Regions from separate parts of the Homo sapiens genome. Here region 2 is linked to region 1. Evidence: read pairs that join two places in POLR2A ChIA-PET (ENCODE). Cell type or tissue: OCI-LY7. All regions are shown on one strand. Links, peaks and the distances in the headings refer to the core of each region. The heading gives the core; the rest is flanking DNA.

What was found. Peaks named below come from ENCODE experiments on the same cell type or tissue, not always from the same donor. Only the 100,000 strongest peaks of a DNase experiment are listed, where the experiment ranks them.
Region 2: POLR2A ChIA-PET joins it to region 1 with 6 read pairs; 2 of 35 experiments call an interaction of 5 or more read pairs at or near these places.

Annotation. Positions count from the first base shown.
Region 1 is chr11:10,379,239-10,388,709 of GRCh38, reverse strand. The region is part of intron 2 of CAND1.11 (a long non-coding RNA gene); the gene reads right to left. Among named protein-coding and RNA genes, the nearest start is that of AMPD3, 71 kb to the left of the region's middle. RefSeq lists a silencer at 994-1,288. In OCI-LY7, for the core only: no CTCF peak of the experiment used is centred there; a DNase peak (open chromatin) is centred at 5,989.
Region 2 is chr11:10,490,400-10,499,870 of GRCh38, reverse strand. It overlaps AMPD3 (adenosine monophosphate deaminase 3), which reads right to left. Exons shown (of 15, transcript NM_001025389.2): 7 at 6,328-6,522; 8 at 4,841-4,972; 9 at 4,138-4,301; 10 at 2,933-3,059. Among named protein-coding and RNA genes, the nearest start is that of MIR4485, 13 kb to the left of the region's middle. In OCI-LY7, for the core only: no CTCF peak of the experiment used is centred there; no DNase peak of the experiment used is centred there.

The DNA of each region.
Region 1 (9,471 bases), core at 4,442-6,941:
TGTGGAAAGAGCACTGGGCTGGGAGTCAGGAGCCCTGGGTCCAGCCTTACTCTCACACTAATGGCTGGCCCCCATTTCCCTGTCCTGTCTCCCTCACAAGGGTGGAGTCACATCAAAGAAGCAGCTGTCTGTGACTTGCAGTTCACTACTAAACACTTTCTATAAACAAGAACCCCCAGGCATGGGACCTCAGGGTGGGCTCCTCTTAGCCATATTCATACATGTGACTCTGACCCCCTAGCCACCTCTGATTTTACCAATAGTGAGCCTGTCACCTGCCAGAGCTAACTAGCACCTTTACCCCAAGGAACTTGGAGTGGGGGAAGAAAGAGAGAGAGATAAAGAGGCTCATGTGGACTCAGGAGCTGTAGGGCAATTGCGTTTTCTGCCACACTGTCTGAAGATCAGAGAAACCTGTTCTGCAAGGAGAGAGAAACATGAAACAAATACTCAAGACTTGCAGACGGAGATGCAAAGAGAGCCAGTGGACTTTTAGTTCTGGTTTCCAGGTCTCCCTGAAACCTGGCTACGCCTTTTTTTAAGCTGGCTTTTAAAAACGAGTCTCTCTCGGATCCCAGGTCTCCAGACAGCTTCAAAGTGGTGAGCCCTGACAAGCTATCAGGGTCCCACTCAGCAGTCCACCTGTGTGATGCCTGTGTGTTCGGGCATCTCTCCTTGGCTGCACTGTGCTCGAGCAAGCTGGGCTCAGGCACTGGTCCACACCTGTGCTTCACCCCTGCCCCACAACGCAGCCCAGTGTTTCAGCCAAAGTAGGTGCTCCGTCAACTGGTGTCAGGTTAAGACAGAGAAAATCCAAAGACATCATTCCTCTGTGAGGCGTGTTCCTCAGAGCCAGGCCAGGCAGCAACTCCCTCCCCATGCAAGGTTGTCCACAATAAATCCATGACCTGCCCAAGCCCTTCCGGCTCTGCAATCCATGGCCCTGCATGAGCCCAGAATTCAGCCCCTGATGCAGCCAGCCCACAACTTCCCAAGTTTTATTTTCATTAACCCAACTGGAAAATTGGACTTCACTCAGGATTGTGCTGAAAACCAGATGCTGGAGCTGGGCTCTGGTTTCCTAGATAAACACATTGCAATAATACGCATCTACCCGTGAGATGCTCTGTGTGGCGGCACATGGCAGCACTCCAGAAGAAAGAAAAACAATGTCAAAGCTTCATTTGAGGCTTCTCACTCCCCTTCCTGGCCAGCGGCTGGCCACATTTTTTGTTGGCCCCACTGCAGGCCAGCTCTCTCTCTCTGCTGGCTCCCCTCGCCCTGTCCCTACCTCTGGCCCGGAACTTTACAGCTTCTAGAAAGAACTTCAAGCTTTTCCCAATTGCCGTGTCTGGATCCAGCCCTTTTCCTCTGCGTCCCCACCGTGCCCTGTGTCGACCCCATCCTAGCAGCGGAAGACAGTGTTGCAACTGTTGGGGTTGTCTGGCCCCTCCAGAGGGCTCCAGCACAGTCAGTGAACATAGTTCTTAATGTTGGTAAATGGATGAATGAAAGTGAGTCACACCAGAGGCAGTGGGTGGGGGACAAAGTGGGTTGCACATATGAAGGAGGCACGGGCTTCAGGGATGTCGTTGAGGGCTGATTTCCTACAGCCCGAGTATTTTCATTCACTCATCCAAGGTTCACTGAGCTTTCCCCTTGCAACAGACCCTGTGCTTAGTGTGGGGACAGGCGGGATTCTGACACATCCCTGCCCTCAAGGGGTCCGCCACCTGGGAGAGGAGCGGTGGTAGCATAATGAGGTTTCCTGTTCCCCTTGCCCACTTCTTCCCAACATATAACCCCACCATTCTTGTAGTGAAGGTTTGTCTCTAGATAGTCACCATAGAGTGGCAGAAACTCTGTTAGCATAAAAACCACAAGCTATGGAAGGCAATCAATATTAGAAAGAGAATGACTTGGGTTTTGGGGCGTGAGAATTTGAGACAGTCTCGCTCTGTCACCCATGCTGGACTGCAGTGGTGCTGTCACAACTCACTGCAGCCTCAACCTCTTGGACTCAAGCCATCCTCCTACCTCAGCCTCCTGAATAGCTAGGACCACAGGCACATGCCACCACACCCAGATAATTTTTTACATTTTTTTAAGAGACGAGATCTCCTTGTGTTGCCCAGACTAGGCTTGAACTCCTGGGCTCAAGCGATCCTCCCTCCTTAGCCTCCCAAAGTGCTGGGATTGAGAAAGACTTGTTTTATGATGCTCCTCTGACTATTTTGAAAGACGTTAATTCCTGAAGACCTCAGGATGTGATGCTATCACTCTATAACAGAGTAGGAATCCAAGGGGAGGCCAGGGAGTGCAAAGAAACGGGGTCATAAGGGAGGCAAAGAGGGCAAAGGGAACACCGATTTGCCTATCTAAGGCTGCTGCTATATGGACCAGTGGATGATTTGCTGAGAAAATTAACTGCTTTGCTGCACCCTTTAGACTCCACAGGTATACATGAATCCCTGACAATCAGAGGTGTTAGAGCTGTGTACAAGAATAGTTAAAGAATTCCAAGATACTTCCAACGGGGCATAATTGGGAATGGCACAGGAGCCTGTGGAGCATAAAGGAAGGGAGGGCTTCTTAGGGAACCCATGCCCTCATTCAGGCATGTACGCTATGTGGCATTTGGCTTTGAATCCTGCTGTTGTCCTTCTCGCTTATTTCCTTGGCCTCTCTGGACCTCAACTGCTCCAGGTGGATAGTAAAAACCCCATTGCATTGTGCAAGGGGGAGAGGCTCATGTCAGGAAAGATGAGCACATGGATTCACAGAGCTGCCAGGGAAATCACAATCACAAACCCAGCTGTTGTTGTCAGGGACATCTCTCTGACGAACTCACAGCTCACAGAACTGTGGCTCTGCTCCAGTCCGTGTGGTGTTTCTCTCTGCTGAGGACAGTCAGATCCCAGAGAGGAATTCAGTTGCTGCCCGCTTTCCTGGCCCTTGGCCCCCTCGGTTACTGAAGGGTGGTGGATCCTTAGGGTAATCCAGGGAACAGGTCACATCTCCTTCGAGGAGAGTAGGGAGGGCAGAGCAAATTTCTTAGCAACTTCAAAGCCTGACGTAAAAGCAAACAAATACCAAAAAAGGTTTGGTTTAGACAATAACATGTCATCTACATAAATGCAAATTGGTTTTTTTTCAAATTTTATTATTATTATAGTTTAAGTTTTAGAGTACATGTGCACGACCTGCAGGTTTGTTACATATGTATACATGTGCCATGCTGGTATGCTGCACCCATTAACTCGTCATTTAGCATTAGGTATATCTCCTAATGCTATCCCTCTCCCATCCCCCGGACCCCACCACAGGCCCCGGTGTGTGATGTTCCCCTTCCTGTGTCCATGTGTTCTCATTGTTCAATTCCCACCTATGAGTGAGAACATGTGGTGTTTGGTTTTTTGTCCTTGTAATAGTTTGCTGAGAATGATGGTTTCCAGCTTCATCCATGTCCCTACAAAGGACATGAACTCATCCTTTTTTATGGCTGCATAGTATTCCATGGTGTATATGTGACACATTTTCTTAATCCAGTCTATCATTGATGGACATTTGGGTAGGCTCCAAGCCTTTGCTATTGTGAATAGTGCCGCTATAAACATATGTGTGCATGTGTCTTTATAGGAGCATGATTTATAATCCTTTGGGTATATACCCAGTAATGGGATGGCTGGGTCAAATGGTATTTCTAGTTCTAGATCCCTGAGGAATCGCCACACTGATTTCCACAATGCTTGAACTAGTTTACAGTCCCACCAACAGTGTAAAAGTGTTCCTATTTCTCCACATCCTCCCCAGCACCTGTTGTTTCCTGACTTTTTAATGATCACCATTCTAACTGGTGTGAGATGGTATCTCATTGTGGTTTTGACTTGCATTTCTCTGATGGCCAGTGATGATGAGCATTTTTCATGCGTTTTTTGGCTGCATAAATGTCTTCTTTTGAGAAGTGTCTGTTCATGTCCTTCGCCCACTTTTTGATGGGATTGTTTGTTTTTTTCTTGTAAATTTGTTGGAGTTCATTGTAGATTCTGGATATTAGCCCTTTGTCAGATGAGTAGGTTGCAAATATTTTCTCCCATTCTGTAGGTTGCCTGTTCACTCTGATGGTAGTTTCTTTTGCTGTGCAGAAGCTCTTTAGTTTAATTAGATCCCATTTGTCTATTTTGGCTTTTGTTGCCATTGCTTTTGGTGTTTTAGACATGAAGTCCTTGAAATTGGGCCACTTTTTTATGTGGAAGAGAATTAAGTCCTTAAATTTTAAAAACTAAAGGAAATTCAAGGTTTTAATTTAAATTAAATTTTAAAAACTTAGGAAATTGACATGATTATTATAATGAAACTGTGAAGACTATTTTCAATTATAATTATAAAAATGTGTTGGGAGGCTGAGGCAGGCAGATAACCTGAGGTCAGGAGTTCGAAACCAGCCTGACTAACATGGAGAAACCCCGTCTCTACTAAAAATACAAAACTAGCTGGGCATGGTGGCGCATGCCTGTAATCCCAGCTACTCAGGAGGCTGAGGCAGGAGAATCACTTGAACCCGGGAGACAGAGGTGGCGATGAGCCGAGATCGTGTCATTGCACTCCAGCCTGGGCAATAAGAGCAAAATTCTGTGTATTTAAAAAAAAAAAAAAAGTGAAGACCACTTAATTATAAAGACTTTTTTGTGTATTTCAGACTTCTCTGTGACTTCTCTCATAGGAATGGCAGGATATCCTTTCTTTTTTTTTTTTTTTTTTTGAGACAGAGTCTCTCTCTGTTGCCGAGGCTGGAGTGCAGTGGCGCAATCTTGGCTCACTGCAACTACACCTCCCAGGTTCATGTGATTCTCCTGCCTCAGCCTCCCAAGTAGCTGGGACTACAGGCATGCGCCACCATGCTCAGCTAATTTTTGTATTTTTAGTAGAGACGGGGTTTCACCGTGTTGGCCAGGCTGGTCTTGAACTCCTGACCTCAAGTGATCCGCCCGCCTCAGCCTCCCCAAAGTGTGGGATTACAGGCGTGAGCCACCACGCCCAGCTAGGATATACTTTTGTTCTGAATAAATGACGACTCCTAGAGAGAGACTCACGGAGTAACCACAGGCTACTGAGACTCCCAGCATTGGAGAAGGAGTACCCGGCTCTGAAGGAGGGAGCCGGGTGCATCACAGCACTTACTAAGCTGCACACATTTCAGTGTCTTTGAATTGCCTGTGAATATCCTTTAACCAATTTTCTCATGGTAGTTGCGCCTTTTTTTTTGTTTTTGTTTTTGAGACGGAGTCTCACTCTGTCACCCAGGCTGAAGTGAAGTGGTGTGATCTTGGCTTACTGCAACCTCTGCCTCCCAGGTTCAAGTGATGCTCCTGCCTCAGCCTCCTGAATAGCTGGGATCACAGGCGTGTACCACCACGCCCGGCTAATTTTTGTATTTTTAGTAGAGATGGGGTTTCACCATGTTGGCCAGGCTGGTTTGGAACTCCTGACCTCAAGTTGATCCATCCACCTCGGCCCCCCAAAGTACTGGAATTACAGGTGTGAGCCACCGCGCCTGGCCAGTTGTACCTTTTTGATGGATTTATACTTACTATATATTCCTTATGAATCTTGATATTTTGTTCTATATACACTGCAAATCTTTCCCATGCTGTTTTCTTTTTTTTTTTCCTTTTTCCTTATTGCTTCCTCAGTCTATGAATGAAACTCATCATTTGTCTGTCCAGGACTCGTCTACTTTTCTTGAGGAAACAGATTGTGAGACAACCTGAGTGAAAAGGTAGGAGACAAGACTGGGGAGAAAACCAAAGAGGGAGGATCAGAGACTCAGAGCTAGGAGCTGAAACTCAGGAAGGAAGGAGCCAAGACAGGGAAAGAGGAAGAGTCTCTGAGAGAGAGGAGCTGAGACTCAGAGAAGGAGGAGCCGAGACTCAAAGGGGGAGGAGCTGAGACCCAGAGAGGGAGGAGCCAAGACTCAGAGTGGGAGGAGCCGAGACTCAGAGAGTGGGAGGTGCCAAGACTCAGAGTGGGAGAGGCCGAGACTCACCGGGAGGAGCCGAGACTCAGACAAGCTGACAGGGACTCGAGAGAGGCCAGACTTAGAAAGATAGACACCAGAGAGAGGGGGCAGAGATGCAGAAAAACTTTCTTTTGTGTTCTTAATGTTTTTATGGTGTCTTAACTTGCAAAAAAGTTTTCGAGTTTATGTAGTCAAATCTACCAGCCCCTTCTTATTAAGACTTCTCAATTTTAGAATCTCAGAATGGTCTTTCCCACTCCAAGATTGAAAAACTGCTCTCAAATGTTTTGTTCTAAAACATTTTAGTGTTGTTCTTTAGTATTCCTTCCGTAATCCATTTGAAAATTTATTTTCATTTGTATATGTGTGAGATAGGAATTCTAATCCAATCATTTCCCAGATAGATAACTAAGAACATCATCTATTATAATATTCACCCTTATTCCCCTCTTTGTGCCCTGTCATTTCAAATACCGTATTCATTACTTCTCAGGCTTTTGGCTAAGATCAAGTGTGAAATACCATATTCATCATATACTAAACTTCTACATGTAGATGAATCTGTTTCTGGAGTCTCTGTTCAGTTCCACTGAATTATTTGTCTATGCTTGTGCCAATCCCACAATGTTTTAACCACTATAGCTTTATGGTATATTTTGATATCTAATAGGGAAAATTCTTCACTATTGTTCTTTTTCAAAATGTTCTTGGCTAGACTTCTGCATTTTTTCTTCCAGATGAACTTAAGAATTTGTGGTCAAGTTGCATAAAAAGTTCAGAACCCATCAAATACTTTGTTTCTAAATGTTTCTCCTTTTCTAGTTACTGATCTATTTCTCCTTCTCCCCATCCCACCTCCTTTAAGCAGTACATGTGGTCATCAGCAAGGCACTCCCAAAATTCTAAGAAGTAAAAATTTTAAACCCCCACATTATAAATAAAACTAGAACATGTAGAAAGCAATAATCATAGACTATTCTGGGGTAAGAAGTAGGAAGCACAGAACCTAATTGATTCAGTTTAACAAACTTATTTTAAAGAATAAAGAGGCTGGGTACAGTGGCTCACACCTGTAATCCCAGCACTTTGGGAGGCTGAGGTAGGATGATCACTTGAACCCAGTAGTTAAAGACCAGCCTGGGCAACATAGTGAGACCCATCTCTACAAAAAATAAAAATAAAAAAATTACCCTGGCATGGTGGCACACAACTATAGTCCCAGCTACTTGGGAGACTGAGGTAGGGAGATCGCTTGAGCCCAGGAGGTTGAGACTGCAGTGAGCCATGATCACACCACTATGCTCCAGCCTGGGTGACAGAGTGAGACCTGGTCTCAAAAAAAATAAATAAAGAGAATTGACTAATCATAAAGGGTCAATGATACAAGCACAGAAAAAAAAGGGATGAGCTTTTTTAAGCAAAGTCAATTCATGACTGCCCACAATACAGGGATGGGCAAATATGCGACTTGTGCCCTTCTTATGTCCCCTCAGCACTATCCATTTCAGACCCACCAGCCCAACTTCTAACCACCACATCTGTTGCTCTTGACTGAAGCTCTGGCCACCAGAGCTCGTTCTTCCCATGTACGCAGTAGGAAGGATGTGTTGGCAAATTAGCCACCCAATCCACTCCCTGGTCAGGAGTATCACTCAGCCAATGACTTATGAGAGTTGGTGCATAAAGACCCAGATCTCCAGCCGAGCACAGTGGCTCATGCCTGTAATCCCAGCACATTGGGAGGCCAAGGTGGGCAGATTATCTGAGGTCCAGAGTTCAAGACCAGCCTGGCCAACATGGTGAAACCCCATCTCTATTAAAAATACAAAAATTAGCTGGGTGTGGTGGTGCATGCCTGTAATCCCAGCTACTCGGGAGGCTGAGGCAGGAGAATCGCTTGAACCCAGGAGGCAGAGGTTGCAGTGAGCTGAGATCACACCACTGGACTCCAGCCTGGGCAACAGAGTGAGACTCTGTTTCAAAGAAAAAAAAAAAGACCCAGATCTCTGGACCCTAGGTTGGATTAACATGGGGATGCATATTGTACACTGTCTCCCAGAGTCTTCAGTGAGGCTAAGCTTCAGTTACCCACAGTGGTATCTTGTTTGATAACACATCTGTATTGGCTTCCTTCCTTTCCCTGTTTCATTTCACTCTGCTACCACTGTTTCCTGGAACCACTTTCCAATTAAACCATTTGCACTCAAATCCTTGTTTCAGGGCCTGCTTCTGGAGGAACCCAAACAAAGAGGGGCAGTCTCCTGACCCAAGGCCTTAACCTACCCAGCTTCAAAGGAAGTCCTTCCCCCATCCCAGGCATGGGGGTAACAGCTGATTAGAACCTGTTGCCATCAACAGGTTGCACCATCATGAAACGATCACCCCTAAATCTGATTCCAAGCTCACCAAGCAATCTTCTGAGGATGACCTGGTTTCCCAGATGGCTTTCCATTAAAAAAGAGGGGATGCTGACAAGAGGCAGCAAATGCCCAGTCCCCAAGTGGTTTTGCTTCTCATCGCCAACAAATGTTTAGCAAGTAGTTTACACAGTAAGCACTTGCAAGCTCAGACAATGAAACCCTATTCTGAGTGAGATAGAGCCACTCTCAGTGTTGATAAACATGTGTTTCCAAGCCTACCAAGATGAGAACCAGGCTCTGGGCCAAGGAGACTTTCCACCCTAAAAGCTGATTCATAAAGAGCCTAATGGAAGTCAACCAGCCTCACCTGCCAGCACCTGACCTGGCCACATACCTTCTTACAGGCTCTGGTGGCAGTGTTCCACTTCTGTTAAGGGAAGCAATAACAGATGGCTTCACAATTTTTCAAACCTTTATGCTCCCTTTTTTATGCTTCCTCCTTTTACTAGAGGAAAATCTGTGCACCCTCTAGTACTTTAGTTCCCAGGGCATTCACAATGCCAGGATCTCCATTTCCTGTTAGACTTCTCTCTTCTACCTGAGTCATTCTAGACTGCTGGTTATGAGCAAGAGAAGCATAACTCTGGATTTTCTGGGACAATTCAGATTCCAAATATGCTGAACTTTAGCCTTAAACTATTAAAATATCCATGGAATTCTAAGATTTCTCTGTCCAACTAACCTCTCCCATATTGCATTAATACTGGGAAATAGCCCAAAACAATTTTTGTAAGACGATGTGTTCTTGATGTTGGTTTGGTTCTGAAAATCTTGTTATAAAAGATTCCTGAGCTGTGATACACACCCATCCTTGAGCTGTTTCTAATTCAATTACTCAGGCTCTTATATTTAGCCAAAGGTCCTTTATTTGGACCAACTCATTCCTTTATATACATTGGGTATCTTAAATAATGAAATCTCTTAAATTGGAGCTCCTTAAACCAAAGTGAATTTTTTAAGAAAGAAAGAAGAACAAGAGAAAGACAAGCCAGTGTTCCCAGAACACCAGTGGCCCAGGGGCCCCATTGAGAT
Region 2 (9,471 bases), core at 3,500-5,999, 110 kb before region 1:
GTACTCTGGAGGTGAGACAGGAGAGTGCCAAGCCCCTGTGTGGTGGTGGTGACAGTGGAGGAAACTGCCAAGCCAGGTGAAGGGCAAAGCAGCCATGGCCACCACCTGCCCCTCTGCTATGCCGAGGCCAGCCTGCAGGGAGGAGTGGCCATTGCCATCAGCAGCAGCGACAAGCGATGAGGGAAAAGGGTCCTAGTACACATCACTCATCAAGCCCTGCTCAAAGCACTTTACTCACGTCAGTTAATTCATATTCAGAGCAACCCAGGAGGGAGGGGTTGGCTGCCAGCCCCATTTTACAATTGAGCAAACCAGGGCCAAAGCAATTAAGAAAGTTGCTCAAGAAACCAGGTTTGGCCAGACATGATGGCTCATGCCTGTAATCCTAGCACTTTGGGAGGAGGAGACGGGCAGATCACGAGGTCAGGAGTTCGAGGCCAGCCTGCCCAACATGGTGAAACTCCGTCTCTAGTAAAAAAAAATACAAAAATTAGCTGGGCATGGTGGCGTGCACCTGTAATCTCAGCTACTCAGGAGGCTAAGGCAGAAGAATCACTTGAACCCCGGAGGTGGAGGTTGCAGTGAGCCGAGATCGCACCAGCCTGGGTGACAGAGCAAGACTCCATCTAAAAAAAACAAAAAACAAACAAACAAAAAAAACAGGTTCTGGGCTCTGGGTCTGCACTCTTTGGGGCGGTAGGTAGAGAATACTCTAGGGCATGTCCAGGTGTGGCCAGGAGAAACCCGCCAGCTGCCTCACAGACAGATAAGAGGGTCCTTGCTGGGCTAAGCCATGGCTCCTGGGAGGCAGCTCTGCTCTCCAATCCCCACTGGGAGCTGCCCTCTGAGATGGGCCTGAGTAGCCTCAGGAAACCCCCACCCTTCCACTGCAGTTCTACCTTGGCTGGGACCCCTGGGGGGCTGCTCCTGAGTCACTGGAGCCTTCTGGCTGATCCCAGGGGTCATCCCCAACCAAGAACACATGCATGGAGGGTACGGGCTCTCAGCGCACAGGGGAGGCTTGCTACCAGGCCACGGCAGTGCTTTGCAAAGGGGCCTCTGAATAGCAGATGGGAGAAAGAGACTGTCCCCCTTAATCCACAACTGGCCCAAACTGGAGGGCTCCCAGCCCACGCCCCAGACCCCAGCCAGGTCTGCTGGCCTCTCCTGTTCCTATGGGGGCAGCAAAGGCCCAGAGGAGCAAGGCAGCTTGGCCAGAATCTTCCGTGTCACAGAGCCCTGTGTGTCAAAGGAAATGACAGGGTCCCTGCTATGACCCTAAGCACTCCCTAGACGGGTTTGGGGGGCCAGGGAGGACCTTGAGCTCTGCTCTGTGCTCACTAGCTCCATACTTCACCCGAACTTTCTGGGGCCTGGCATGCGGATAATTTCAGCCCCTCTTCAGAGCTCTATCCAGCTGAAGCAGGGCCTCACCACTGCATCTCCCACAGCCTCGGGTGCAAAATGCGTTGTCTCCTCCTCCTGCTCTTCCTCCTCCTCCCCATACCTGCTCTTCCTCCATTGCTGGCAGCAACCTTCGGACAGCACATCATCCATGCTCCTGCAAAGCCAGGCACCTGGGAGGCATCCTAGACTCCCCCCAGTGCCTCCTTCAGTCTCTGTCCAGGTCCTGCCAGGTGTACGCCCACCGCTTCTCACCAAGCCCCACACTTTGTGCAGAGTCCCTGCGCTGCCACACCTCAGAGACGCAAGCTGGTAGCTGCTGTGCACCTTACTATTCTCACTTGGGAGGCAACATAGAATAGGGGTTCAGGGTACATCGCTGGAGTCAGCCTGCCTGGAAACGCATTCCAGCTCTGCCACTTTTAGCTTTATGATCTGTTTTAATTTCCTTGTGTGTCAATTGAAGCTAGCAGCTTCACAGGGCTTTGGTGAGGATTAAATGAGATAATCCAGGGAGAGCACTCAACACCGTGTCCAACACGCACCAAGCACATAATAATTCCGCTTACTGTTAACAACAAAATGGTGATAGTAACGGGGTAATTGTGAGGCTTAGGTGAGATCACGTTGTGGCGTCTGACCAGGCCAGGCAGAAGCACGCACGAGTGTGAGCTATTTCCGCTGGGTCAAGCTCCCCTCCTGTCTCCAGGCAGGCCCCTGACTCTCACCCCTGCCCCCACCTCCAGCTACCTTCTCTTCTGGGCCAACTCCACACAACAGCCAGAATATGTTTGTCTAAAACATAAATTTGATGATGTCCCTCAGCTTGTCCAGTCACTTTCTGGGCACACAGACTCAATTCTTTCCCCGTGCCCCAGCCCTCGGGCTCCCCGCTGTGCCTCTCCCTGTAGAAAGTCATCCATCACCAGGCACTGGCCTGTATCACCATCTGATACCCCCTCGATCCCAGGCATCCGGAGGGTGGGACCGGCTCCCGCCCCCTCCGCCTCCCTCCCTGGTTAAGCCTCTCCCAGACTGCTCCTCTCCTTCTCCTACAACTGGATCCGGAAGGGAAATACACTTTAGGGGCTTGTACTTAATCACACATGGTGTGAGGGCCTCTGTTGCGAGGTAAAGCAGGTGAATTGAAGTGTTTGCATTTCCGAAAAAAAAACCTGAGGCTGCTGCTTGGTGCTGCCGGGGGCTAGATCCAGCCTTTCCAGCCCCACCTGGCAGGAACCGAGTTCCCAGTCTTTGCCCACTGTTGCCTTCCCTGCTGGGGGAAAGGCCTACCCCAAGACCACCACCCCCATCCCCCCACACCCACTGACTCCCAGAGCTGCCCCTGAGGAGAAGGGGACTTTTTAGAAATCTAGCTTCTTGGGGCTGGTGACCCCACGCCTGGAACACAGGTGGCAGGACCTAAGATACCATCGTGAAGGGCAGGAGCAAGCCTGACCCAGCTCACAGCGAATCCATTCCTGCCTCTGCCGCTATGAGCCCTGCCTAGGGCACCACCCACACTTACATATTTAAGGAAGAGGTGAAGCTCTCGATGATCTTGGGGGTTGATAGTGGCCTTGAAAAGGGGCAGGAAGATGTTCTCCAGCATCTTCCCAAAGTTTGGCAGCAGCTTCTTTGACCTAAATATGTCACTGGGGGACAGCAAAGACTCGCTTGTCAGGTGGATCCAACAGCCTGCTGCCCTGTCAGAGACCAGCCCCAGTCACTTCCTCAGGCACCCTGTGTCCCCATCAAACACCCAGAATCAAGTCAGATGGGACCAGAAAACAGATCCCTCCTCTGTCCTCCTCTCCCAGCAATGTCTGCAATATTCTGCCTTGGTTTGCAAGCTCCACACCTACCCATGCCCATCAGAGCACTTTCTCAAGCCAGAAGCCACTAGGAATGGGATGGTGGCATTCTGGCTGACCAAGAGACTGAGATATGAATCCTCAAATTCCCAGTGACCCAAACATTCTGTTACTCAGCTCTGTTTCCCTAAACCACATACCCCAGCCCATCCTGGAGCCATGGGCTCCACCCTGGCCAGCCGCCTGGAGAGGACAGCAGCCGTCTGAGTGACATCCAGGGAGAGGCCAGCAATGTAGACCACTACAGCTCTCCCCATACCCTGGGGCTCACCAAAAGGACAATCCATCCTCAACCCACAATGAGAAGAAGGCGGGGGTAGTAGTTCCCCCAAGGCCTTTGCACATCTATATTTTTCAAAGATCAAGAGTTCTAGTGTCAGCTGGATGCAGTGGCTCACACCTGTAATCCCAGCATTTTGGGAGGCTGAGGCAGGTGGATCACGAGGTCAGGAGTTCAAGACCAGCCTGGCCAAGATGGTGAAACCCCATCTCTACTAAAAATATAAAAATTGGCCAGACGTGGTGGCGGGTGCCTGTAATCCCAGCTACTCGGGAGGCTGAGGCAAAGAATTGCTTGAATCAGGGAGGTGGAGGTTGCAGTGAGCCAAGATCATGCCACTGCACTCAGAGCCTGGGTGACAGAGTGAGACTCTGTCTCAAAAAAAAAAAAAAAAAAGAGCTCTAGTGTCATGCAGACATCTTTTTCATCACTCCTTCTATGGAAAAATCCCTGGAAAGGACAAGCGTAAGCTGGCACCAGAACAGGCCCTACCCCTCAGGAGTGCAGACTCAGCAGCCCATGAGGGACAGATTGTCACCTCTGTAGGGCACAGGGTAGACAGCGGGCCACCTCACTTACTAAATCCGGGGCACCTGGATGATCCAGCGCATGTTGGGAGAGTAGACCTTGTGCTGGATGAACCAGTAGGCCAGGTTGGGCCACTCCTCAGGACTGCGGCCGTAGATGGAGAGCCGTGGCTCTGAGTACTGGTACTTGCTCTCCTCCAGCTCCCGGGCAACCTCCTGGCACAAGAAGAGCTTGGGTCAGCCCCAGTGCATCCCAGCTACATGGGAGACTCTCACTCTCCGTCACCAGCAGGGTCCTGTTGCTCCCCCAGCCACCTTGCTCCCAGGCTGGAAGCACTCATCTAAATCCCCAGGGCTGCCTGCTCCTGTAAGCTCTTGTTCCACTTTAGGAGAGGCCCCCTCTGGTGAGGAAGGCCTTGGGTCTGCAGAACCAGGCCACAGCAGAAGCATCTCCACACGGAGCTCATCTGCACCCAGCTAGGTTCAGGCTGCAGAGACACGAAAGCCAGGCCAGGTGCTGTGAGCTTGGCCAAGGTGGATACCCTTCCCTCCTCTTTCCTGCAGTTGGCACATGCAGCACTGCCTGGAGCAGGCAGCCAGACCACAGCACTGGGCACCTGGGCACCTCACCCTTCCCTGAGCTGATGGTACACAGAGGGAGGGGAAGGGGCCAGGGGCACACAGGGCCCCCACTCTCTGAAGGCAGATGTTGGGAGGCACCTGAGAGGCCTCAGAGAGACTGAGGGTTCACTCACCTTGACCATCCGAGCAAAGTACTCTCCTCCCAGATAGTTTTCAGTTTTCAAATACAGGTCACGCAGCTCACTGGCCCCCACAGGGTTGTATTTGGAGTTGAACTTGTCAAAGCGGTGGAATGTCTGCCGGCCCTGAGGGGGGAGACCACACCAATCAACGCATCGTTCTGCAGCCACCATGCACGTTCCCCTCTCTAGACCTTTACGAGGCGGCCTTCTGTATGGCCACACCGAAAGACATCTTCTATGTCAATTCTTGCATGAAACCTTAGAAACTCCTGAGCACCAGGACCATGGATCCTCACTCGGTCAGCTTGGGATCCTTTGGCAAGGCCCCCTGTGAAGGAACAGCAGAGGCCCCACCTGCAAGTTACCACAGCTCGGCTCAGGACATGGCTGACTTAGTGAGCAGAGAGGCTGCACCACTGAATAATAGAACATTCCCTATCACTACTCACATTTTGTAAAGCACTTTCTCCACATTATATCATTCAATGTTTTGTTTAACAAAAGTTTTTTTTGTTCTAATAAAGCATGTACAACACAACGTTTACCATTTCAACCATTTTTAACCATACAGTTCCAGTGGCTTTAAGTACATTGACATTGTTGTGCAACCATCACCACTAACCATTTCCAGAACTTTTTTATCATCCCAAACAAACTCTATACCCACTAAACACTAACTTCCCATACCTTCCTCTCCCCAGCCCCTGGTAGCTTCTACTCTCCTTTCTGTTTCTATGAATTTGCCTATTCTAGGGACCTTATATCAGTGGAATCATATGATATTTGTCCTTTTGTGTCTGGCTTCGATTTAGTATAATCTTTTGAAAAATCCATTCATGGTTGTTGCATGTACAGTACTTGACTCCCTTTTATGGCTGAATGATATTCCGTTGTATGGATATACCACATTTTGTTTACCCATTCATCTGTTGATGAACACCGGCTGTTTCTATCTGTTGGCTGCTATGAATAATACTGCTATGAACATTGGTATGTGAGTATCTGTTCAAGTTCCTGCTTTCAGTTCTTTTGGGTATATACCTAGAAATGAATTGCTGAGGCATAGGTAATTCTATACTTAACTTTTTTAGGAACTACCATACTGTTTTCCATAGCAGTTACACCATCATTTAGTGTTTTAATATTTTTTTAAGTTAATAAGGCACATGGCTGTCACCATTTTATAGGCAAGGAAATAAAGGCTTCTGTGAGTTGCCTAAGGGCACAAAACTCCTAAGTGGCAGGAGTGGGATTAGTGCTTAGACCTGTCAGGCCCCAAGCCACACACCCTCTTTCCCTGTCCCATGGCTGCCCCAGACCTGTTATTCTCTGAGGCCGCATGACCTCTCAGTCAGATAGAAGAGAAAGCTGCTTCCGTAGCACCTCCCGGCAAGCACAATCATGGTGGCTTTCCAGGGGGCTGAGTCCCCAGCCAGGGCTGCTGTCTGCTGGCGGCACTGGAGCAGAAGCTCACTCACCGCGTGGACATCCAGTGAGTCCACAGTGAGGTCGTAGGGGTCCATGTGCAGGCCGTCAAACACCTGCCGCAGGGTGATCTTCCGGCCCCGCTTCTCTGCCACAGTCCTGTCAGGCTCCGTCTGGTATGTGTGCTTGATGAAGCGCAGCAGATGCTTTTGGTTCATGCAGGCGGCCGCATGGATGTGTGTGTCCACCTGGAACACAGCGCCCACCAGGCCCTGAGTCAGGCCACCTCCCCTAGCAACAAGAGTTAAGACATCCAACCCTCAATGTGCACAGAACCCCAGCACCTCATGGGCCATCCGGGCAGCCCCACCAGTGTCTGGATCCCACCCCCCATTTCTCCTCCAGACTTCGGAACTGGTATCCCTCCCTTTCAGCCTTGCTGCGCATTCCACCTCCTTACAGCACCAGGAAATCTTTTTAAAATGCAGATTGGATCAGGCCATTCCCCAGTTAACAAATGACCTATGGGCCCATCAGTCTCAAGATAAAGCCCAAGCACCTTGGCCTGAGATTCAAGGCTTATTTCAAGCCTTAACTCTCGCCTTGCCACTGCCCCATTCTGTGCTGCAGCCGTGACAAACCACTTACGGGTACACCACACACCAAGGTACAGTACACTGCATCCCTTTGCCCACGTGTTTCTTCAGTCTGGAATGCCCTCCTTTCTCTCCACCATCTCATCCACCTAGAAATTTCCCACAACCTCCTCCATTTGGGAGCCAACCTTGTTCCTCCAAGCACAACTGAATGCTCTTTCCCTTGCCCAACCTCAAAACCTGGCACAGGCATCCCATTGTTGTGCAGACCGTCCCGATCACTCTAACGTTTGTGTGTCTACGCTTTCACTAGACTGGGAGCTCCTCAAGGACAAGGGCCATGTTTGATGCCTCTAAGTCTTCAGCACCTACCCCAGAGCCTAGTACAAAGTCGAACCAATGGATGAATGAATGAACAAATTAACAGGTACGACAGGTTCTCACAGTTTTAGTGATAACCCTGAGGGCCCATCAAATCCCACTCTTCCCATTGATCCCTCTCAGAACCCTCAGAGCATTCCCAAAGCAAACCTCCAAGTGGGAATGAATGAAAAGAACAGACACTAAAGGCCAAGCCTCCAAACACACCCTTCCTTGACTAGTTACACCTCACCCAAACTCCAGGGCATCCAAGTCCCAAGAAGAAGCCACTCTACTGGAAGCCGCTCTACTGACCCTAAGCCAACATATGGACTCAAGCTGTGGGGCCCAAGGCCAAAGATCTTAGAGCAAATCCTAAGAAGCAGAAATGAACAGTCAGCTTAGACTTCTCCCCACATTCCAGGGAAAGGCAGTTTTTTGCAGAAGGCACCTTTGCAGAAGGAGCCCAGCAAGGTCTCAAAACACCTCATGGGATTTCTCATGCCCTCTATATCATGCTAAGTCCTGTGATACCAGACCGACCCCTTGCATCTCTGTCCTCTCCTTTTCAGCCTCCTTAGTCAGCTCATCCTCACTACCAGACCTCTTAATAATGGAATTTCTTGATGCCTGGTCCTGGGCCCTCTTGTCCTCTCACTATAAATTCTCTCCAAAGGTGATCTGTTCCATTTCTGTGCATTTAATTATTTTCCTTATACCAATTCCCAAATTTATGCCACCAGCCAAAAGCTCCAGAACTGTACATACTATTGCCTTCTTGATATCTCTATCTGGATAACCCAAAGGCAGTTCAAATTTAATATATCCAAAAGTGGACTCTCCATCTCTGACCCCAGCCCAAACCTGATTTTCTCCCAGATTCTGGAATCCCAGGAAATGGTGTGTCCTGAATCCAGCTGGTCATGCTGAAAAACTGGGAGTCATCCTTGGCCTTCCTACTACTCCCTTCCCTCAGTGAGTCTCATCAGTTCTACCTTCCAAATGGATGTCAAATCCATACAATATTCTCCAACCTCACTGCCACCACGGGAGTTCAAGCCTGCATGTTCTCAGGCCTGAATTCACAGTGACCTCCTAACTGGTCTTGTTCCTTTTTCTTGTGCTCTGGTTCAATTCATTCTCCATACACAGAAGCTAGAAGGGATTCTTTAAATGTAATTTGATTCTGTTACTGAACCCTCTTCATTAATCTTAGGATGAGGGCTCTGCTAATATTGCCTGGATCCTACCCATCTCCCCAACCCCTCATCCCCAGTCTGCCTTTTCACTGTGCTTCACTCATAGGACAACCACAAGCCCTAAGGAAATGAAGCCCCAGCTAAGCTGAGGGATGGCCTCAAGTCACTATGGGTAAACTGACTCCCCCTCCCTGAGCACAAGGGACCTATGGGAGCTCCGGGGGAGGACGACAGCAGCCTCAAGGCCAGGCTGCTGACAGCCATTAGACCACACTCTGGAGCTACTGCTGCGGCCGACTGGGCGCTCAGCCCGGGCTGGGGTGAGGAGGCGGCTGACCTCAGGGCAGGGAATGCTGTCCACGGCTGGCTGAGCATCTCCAAGTAATGCCAAACCAGATATTTGATCCACTGGACCTCTGTGAGCATTATGCCAGCCAGCCCATGTCGTTAGCCACAGCACTCACTCATCAGCATCCTTCCTGCCATTAATCTTGCCATTCTTACCAGAAAGACAGACCACTGGACACTGGGGAAACAAAGCAAAGCAGAAAACTAAAACATCCCCAAAGCCCAGGCTCCTCAGAGATGAGGCTGGGCTCACGTGGGATGCACAAAAGAAGGTCAGCCTGGCTCAGCTCAGCTGGACACAGCTTGGTACAATGACCTCAGCATGACTCAGCGGATTCTGGGCTTTCTGGTCCTGTCCTCTGGCTTACCAATGACACACCACAGGGGGGTCAGCCTGTCCTTACCCCCATGAGTCACAAGATAAATGAGGAAAACAACTGGACAATCCAGGAAGCACCCCATCCAAACTTCAGAACTCAAGGGTGATTATTTTAGGAACAAAATAATTGAAGGTCATTGGAGGTCAGTGTTTTCAGTTCACCAGAGGATCCAAGTGCATTCCCCGTGTTCACCTAAGACCTCAGATGTAAAGAAAGAGCAGAGTTTCCAGACCTGGGACCTAAGCCAACATTGACCATTTCCATACCCATGGCAGGCATCAATAATCGAACACAGCACTCTTTTCACTAAGCTT